Regions from separate parts of the Homo sapiens genome. Here region 2 is linked to region 1. A link is a contact called in ENCODE Hi-C or POLR2A ChIA-PET data. All regions are on one chromosome and are shown on one strand. The core of a region is the stretch at or near the end of the contact, and the rest is flanking DNA. Distances in the headings are between cores, read along the strand shown.

Region 1 (3,250 bases), core at 450-2,949:
GAACGGTATCTGATATTAATGCATCATAAGCATATATAAAGATTAGCTATTTTTATTATGACTATGTGCCAGGCACTGTTCTACACACTGGGAATACAACAGACTGCTGACGAGGATCCTGATCTCAGGGAGCTTCTGTTTGGGGTCGGGGAGGAGACAGACAACAAACAAACATATAACAATCAACGGTAAGAACTAAAATCAGTGACAAGTGAAGACAAAGCAGAATGAAGGTAGGAGTGATGAGGGAGTGCTGGTTTAGCTAGGAAAGTTAAGGGAGAGGTCGCCCTTGAGAAGAAATATTCAAGAGTAGAACAAACCATATGGGTACCAGTGGGAAGACATTTTGGGCAGGGAGAAAAGCAGAAGGGTCCTGAGCAGGAGGGTCTTAGGCATGTTAAGAGAACAGCAAAGAGGCCAGTGTCATTAGAATGAAATACAGAAAGAAAAGGATGGCAGGAGATGAGACTAGAGAGACAGCCAGGTTCCTGATCATGCAGGGTCACAGGATTTTATTCAGAGACTGAAGGGGAGCAACTGTAAGGTATAAGCACAGGAATGACAAAATCAGACTTGCATTTTAAATGATTCACTCTGGCAATGACCTCTAATGAATTAGTTTCCTGAATTTAATCATTCTAATAGTAATAGAGAAACATTTAAGAGTCTGGGGAATAGACACAATACATTGTGATGGCAGAATGCAGCATTTCTCACTGCCTAGAAGAGGTTGAACACTGGAGCCCACTAAGAAAGGTGCTACAATCAAAAGAGCAAAGTATTTACTGCAGGGGAGCCTTGTATTTGTGCCTGGCAAATTTCACATACAAAATGTTGGGAGGAAATGTTCAAAAAAGATTTGACAGTGGTTTGGAAATGTTGAAAAAAAAGAGTGAGGAATTATGACTTCGGAAGGGAACATGTGGGATACCAATAATGTCAGATCCCGGAGAGGAATGGTATACCAGAAGGAGACCAGGGTGGGTAAGGGGGGGCTGTATCACCTAGTATGACTGGTTCCCAGAAACTATCTGTCTACCATAAACAGATGTCCAAGAAACAACCCCTAGGTAAGGAATTACATGATGAAAAGTTCAAATTTGAGAGAGATAAAATTGTTTACATATGGCAATCTGTGTAGATCAGAGTTTGGAATTTCTCAGGGGAGAACAGAAAACTGGAGGAACAAAACCAGGAATTTGAGCTTATGCCTTATCACTGAGAGGAATGAGGAATGTCATTACTGTTCAATATGAAGATGTCTCCTGTAGCAATACAAATTTAAGTAATAGGTTGTCAAATATTAAGCTTACCTAGACTCAATTGCAAAGCTAAGGAGAAAGATAAAGGAAAAAATAGAGAAGGGGGCCAAAAAAGAAAGAGAAAAGTGTGTGTGATTAGGGGGTGACTAAGACGGAAAAAACAATTTAATGAGTCAAGATTGCTCGGATTTCATCATAGCTTCATTTATGAAATTCTGTTTATCTTTTCAAGAAAGCTAAGTAATTTTTAGAAAAGCAATACTTTTCAAGAGACAATCTTGGCCTCAGCGAAGAAATGATTATAACTGAAGATATGGAGCAATGTAGAAGAATTCAGAAAGAAACCAAATCTCTGGAAAAAGTGAGGCTTTTTTTTTTCATTGTAAAGGAACATAAATTCAGTCTCCAACCCACAATCCCCGCCTATCCTCCAACTCCCCAAATCCTGCAAAGCCCATAGAAAGTGGAAAGTGTGCCAAAACAAACAGTGTGGCTGCAGCTCCGTGGATGAAGGGTGGGATAAGGTTCGAGTGGCAAGGGAGCATGACTGGCAGGCAACCGAATGGAATCACTTTAAAGCAGTGCCACAAAATGGAGACTAAATGCTGAGAGGACCTCCAGAATTCAAAGAAAATGGGATATGCTTAGCAAAATCACAGAATAGATTCTCTACTCCAACTCCTTTCAAAAACCAGACAAACAAAAACAGGAAAAGAGAAAATGAAACAAAGCAAAACATACCTGCTCTCTTATCTGTCTTTAATTAAAGCATAAAATACCCTCCCTCTTCTCTTCTCCCAACCACCCAGGAACAGAAGAGCGAACTGGCAGCAGCTCAGGTGAAAGACTTCAGCCTTCCAGCTACAAAGAGGGGAGATAGCAGACAATGGAACTGGTGATTCATTACAAAAGAATACACTCCAGAGCGGCCTGCTGCCACATGGACTCACTGCACTATTTAAAGGAACAGCAACCCCCTTTCCAACCTCCCTTATTCCTAACACCTTCCCTCCTCTTGGTCCTGATGGAAAACAGATTTTGAAGAAAATGCCAGCAAAGCACTGAGCTGTCCAAGAAAGGGAGGGCTTTGTGTTCCACAGAAACTGGCAGTCTTATACCATAGTAGAGTACAAAAATTTTCTTTCACATCCATACTGTAAAATCTTTTCCTCTCTGCCTAGTACACTTTCCCTTTCAACAATAGATAGTATAACTGAATTTGAGTTTGGCTAAACATTTATTTTTTACTAATTAGTGTTGAAGTCATTTGCAATTTTGTTTTTCGAATTTTACACATAGTACAAGAATGATTTATCTTTCCTTCATATTCCATATTGCTATTTTCATAAATATGAGATGCAATAATCTGGTCTATATGCCCAAAAAATAAGAGATCTCAGTGAAATACTCCTACAACATACACATGAACAGCCGATAAAATTAACGTTTTAAGTATCACATAAGCATGTCTATCGGCTATATTAGAATTTTGTGATTAAATTGCCATTTGCTTTTTAGCAGAGCACTGATTACTTACTATAAATGACAGAGTAGTTTGATAATTAAAACAAAAACAGGCCCTATAAAAGTAGAGCATATGTAATAATAAAGCGCATACACTGTGCAAATACTGACAAGGATCTAATATGGTATGATGAAAAAGTCATTCACTGAAAGCCCTTTTCCAACAGCTGAGCAATGGAAACTGGGGACTACAGAGATGGTATCATCTGAAGATGCAAAGAACCTAAGTAGCAAAACAGTGAAAACACATCCATACATCGCTCTTACATTGTAATAAACCGTTTAACTTTGAAAACCCAGGCCTAACCACCAGTATAGACATTCTATATTGAGAAAGCTTATGTGACAGGTCATTATCAAATGTTGGGATTGGATGTCTGGCTCAAACACACACACACACACATGTGCACACACACACACACACGCAGGCACAACACAACACAACCACAGGACAAATGAAAGAC
Region 2 (3,250 bases), core at 328-2,827, 69 kb before region 1:
ATTCACTTTGAAGTCTGTTAATAAAACAGAGGCTTGCCACATGGGTTATGAAATAGATTGATGGAAAGGTGATAAAATAAATCTGATTTCACCTGTCCTAATGTTCAGCATTTTAAATATGTCTGTCAGAGATTTTTACTGTCTGAGGTAAGTAAACAAATATAGAAACCTAAGATTCCCCTGCTGACAGCCTTCAGGACCATTCTGAATTTTCTAGACTACATGGTCTATCAATTTAAGAACAAAGCTTTTAAGAAAGCCTTTAAAGTAGGCACTTAAAAGAATTGAGAAAATAAAGTGTTTATTTATTTTGTTTTATGGTACTCTCCACCCTCATTACAGAACTGCATATTTTAAAGCATTCTCAGTGCTAGAGTAAGTAGGTGTTACAAAGATGCTGCTGCTGAAGAAAAGATGAATGGAACTAAGATGTCAGCATACTGCAGCCCAGTGACAGAACCAGTCTCAAAGCTCTTGCAAGGAGGGTAAAGCTCCACCATAGAACTTGACTTATACTGTGTTGTCAGGTCATAAAACATGCCAATTGAAAAAAGAAGCATAAAATATAAATGTCTTATTTTTGCCTCTTCAAATTTACATTGTGTTCAATTTGTATGGTAATAAATTTTTGTTATGAAAAGACCAATTTTAGGTAGAATTAGAACTAAAAAAAAAACCTCTTCCTATGTCTTTTAAGATTTGTACAGTGATAATCCCCCATATGAGGAAAGAGCTTGAAACTCCATTTACTCTAGCTTCGCCCACCAAATAATATAAACGTTTCACATTTAAAAAGAAAGAATGGGATACAACAATGATGAGACTGAGAGCATGCAGTTAAAAAACACACACACACAAATAAAAGAAAGAAAAAACAATCAATTTTGGAAAGAGGGGAGAAACTGAAAAGCAAGGTTCTCACAGACAAGGATTAGAATGGAGCAAGAGCTGAAACCAGCTGCTGGAGCAGAAAGCAACCAAGCACTTAAAAGGAAAAATGGCCAGAACCAATCAGAAACCACCAGTCAGCAAAAGAGACCAACAGCTGCGTGTAACTGAAGGGATGGGAAAGGAAGAATAGGGAAAGGGACAGGAACAAGGATCCGGAAAAAGAGAGTAAGGTAGGGAAAAAGAAAAGAGAAAGTCAGGAAGGGTGTAACGGGCAAAGAAAGAACAGTCAGAGCTACAAACGGGGGTTTGGGAAACAGGAAAAGTAGGGAAGGATGTAGGGGCAGGAAGTGCATTAATAAAACCAGCCAAACTGGAGTTCAGTAACTCTGAGTAAGATGTGCAAGGGGAAAAAAATCACCATGAAGTCAGTAATCAAACAGCTCAGACCGCTACAAAACAATATGTACATCCAAAATCCAGGCGGCATTACTCAACAGCATTGAAAATAAAAGGGGGAAAGGAAAAGGAAGAGGAACAACAAGTCAAATCACATTTTGTAGTGTTAATGTGAGATGGCAGATGGACTTTTTCTTTCTTATTTAATTGTTTTGTAATTACATTTTTAAAAGCTTCTTCTCTAGTGCTTTTGTTCACTTACCGCCAACGGGCACCATCGCCAGCATTGTGTATAGTTACCATGGAAAGAGTGAGTCAAGTGAAGGGCCCTAAATGCTAAACCATTGGAAAGGAGGGGAAAAAAAGCAAAATATGCAGACATCTTACTCAAAATGGTGGCTTTTACATTTAATACTTTAAAAAATTGGGAAAGGGGAAAGGAGCCAGTTAACCTTCGATGTGTTATCAAAAAGGGCTGGTGAATACCAGGCGGTAGACTTGGTCATAATCACAGTACATTCGCCAGCCAGCCATCATACCCTCTGTTTAAGAATTTTATCCATAAAAATTTAGATACCAAAATTCTTGGTATTAGATATATTTAAAAACTACACGAGTTTTGGATTATTTCCTCCCTCCCCACAATCTCTAGAATCTTCTATTTCGTGCTTATCATGTGCACAAAGAGGCGAACTGGCCTCCCAAGAGAGAGGATATTGGCTGGCCCCTTGATTCATTATAGAACACAGTGTTATAAACTGGATAGTTTTTAGACAATTTAACATTAGTTTTGCTTAGGCCTGATCACAGGAATTCAGAGTATTGCAAACTGAAGCAAAGGAAAAAAATCAAGAGAGCAGAAAGATCAACATTTTGAAGGAAAAACATAAATGAAAAACAAACACACACACACGCACACACACACAGTCAAAATTAAAACCCCCAAACAACCAATAAATGAGGAGGGAGGCAGATAGAAGTGTTACTTTTATACATTTTAGTGCAAGAAGGTGAAGAAGACAGAGATACAAACACACATACATGTGCACACGCACACATAAGACAGGGTTCCAAATGTGAACTAAGTGAGGCAACACGAAAAAAGAGAAATAAAAATATAAACCAGAAATTGAATTATTAAAGACATGCACCTCGATTTTACGGCCCTCTACCACGGTGCCGTGTAATTTCTCCCTGGCCCTGTCTGCATCAGCACTATTCTCGAAAGTTACGAACCCGAATCCCTGCATGCAGCGGGAGAAGGGGGGAAAACATGCACATCGTTATATTGAAATACTGATCTCTTGGTAAATAGAGAAAAAATATCATAGTATGAAACTGACATCAGCAACAACTCAGCAATAATCTCCCAAAGTCACATTTTTGGTCCATGCATATTTGTAAAGGGAAATTAAATCCAATAAAAGAATAAAGAACTGTAATAATAATAATAATTAACAGCAATGTAACAATAATAAAATAAAACATAAAGCATATGAGGCCAGACCAAAATTAAGGTACAGAGTTACTCGGGTCAAACTATTCAACCAAAAATCTGAAGATTTTTTAATGCCCTACCTTTCTCTCTCAATTCATGTTATTAATTTAATATACATGCCCCTTTATGTAATACTAAAAAAGACTTAATTAAATTGACTCTCTGACATCCCAAATCTATTATTTTCCAGTAACTGCTACATGAAATCTGACATTCAGGTTCAACATTGCATAATGAGATTTTTTTTAAAGTAGGTCTAATCATTTTAGCCCCACGTTGCCTGTTGCTTTTATCACTATTAATTCCTTTGGGAACAGGATAACTTAGGGCATAGTCGGTGTACAATTTTCTATGTACTGGGTGTGGGAGAGGAGAGCATTCATGCTCTTCTAAGCAAATAAAAATATCACTAAGCAGTGGTCAATTATAACTTTTCTTCAATGCCCTTTTTAAATGACCAGATTG

What was found. Hi-C counts contacts between places; a loop is a spot of excess contacts on that map. ChIA-PET counts read pairs that join two places held with the same protein, here RNA polymerase II (POLR2A). Pooled maps may share reads with other maps.
Region 2: a map of PC-3 shows a loop between it and region 1 (3-fold over the local background). The contact joins two enhancer-like sites. A Hi-C loop is called at or near these places in 23 of 168 maps with a recorded cell type or tissue (A673, Caco-2, Calu3 and 15 more) and 5 of 50 pooled maps. POLR2A ChIA-PET finds 5 or more read pairs at or near these places in 4 of 52 experiments (MCF 10A, Panc1, WTC11 and 1 more).

What each region holds. Positions count from the first base shown.
Region 1 is chr22:35,834,317-35,837,566 of GRCh38, forward strand. All of the region lies in intron 2 of RBFOX2 (RNA binding fox-1 homolog 2), which reads right to left. Among named protein-coding and RNA genes, the nearest start is that of APOL5, 120 kb to the left of the region's middle. Within about 2 kb of position 1,700, at least 27 of the 41 ENCODE cell types and tissues checked have a DNase peak (open chromatin) inside an H3K27ac peak, as active enhancers do; they include PC-3, endothelial cell of umbilical vein and gastrocnemius medialis, where a contact is called at or near this core.
Region 2 is chr22:35,765,819-35,769,068 of GRCh38, forward strand. It overlaps RBFOX2 (RNA binding fox-1 homolog 2), which reads right to left. Exons shown (of 14, transcript NM_001349999.2): 6 at 2,439-2,531. Among named protein-coding and RNA genes, the nearest start is that of APOL5, 50 kb to the left of the region's middle. Within about 2 kb of position 1,578, at least 4 of the 41 ENCODE cell types and tissues checked have a DNase peak (open chromatin) inside an H3K27ac peak, as active enhancers do; they include PC-3, endothelial cell of umbilical vein and gastrocnemius medialis, where a contact is called at or near this core.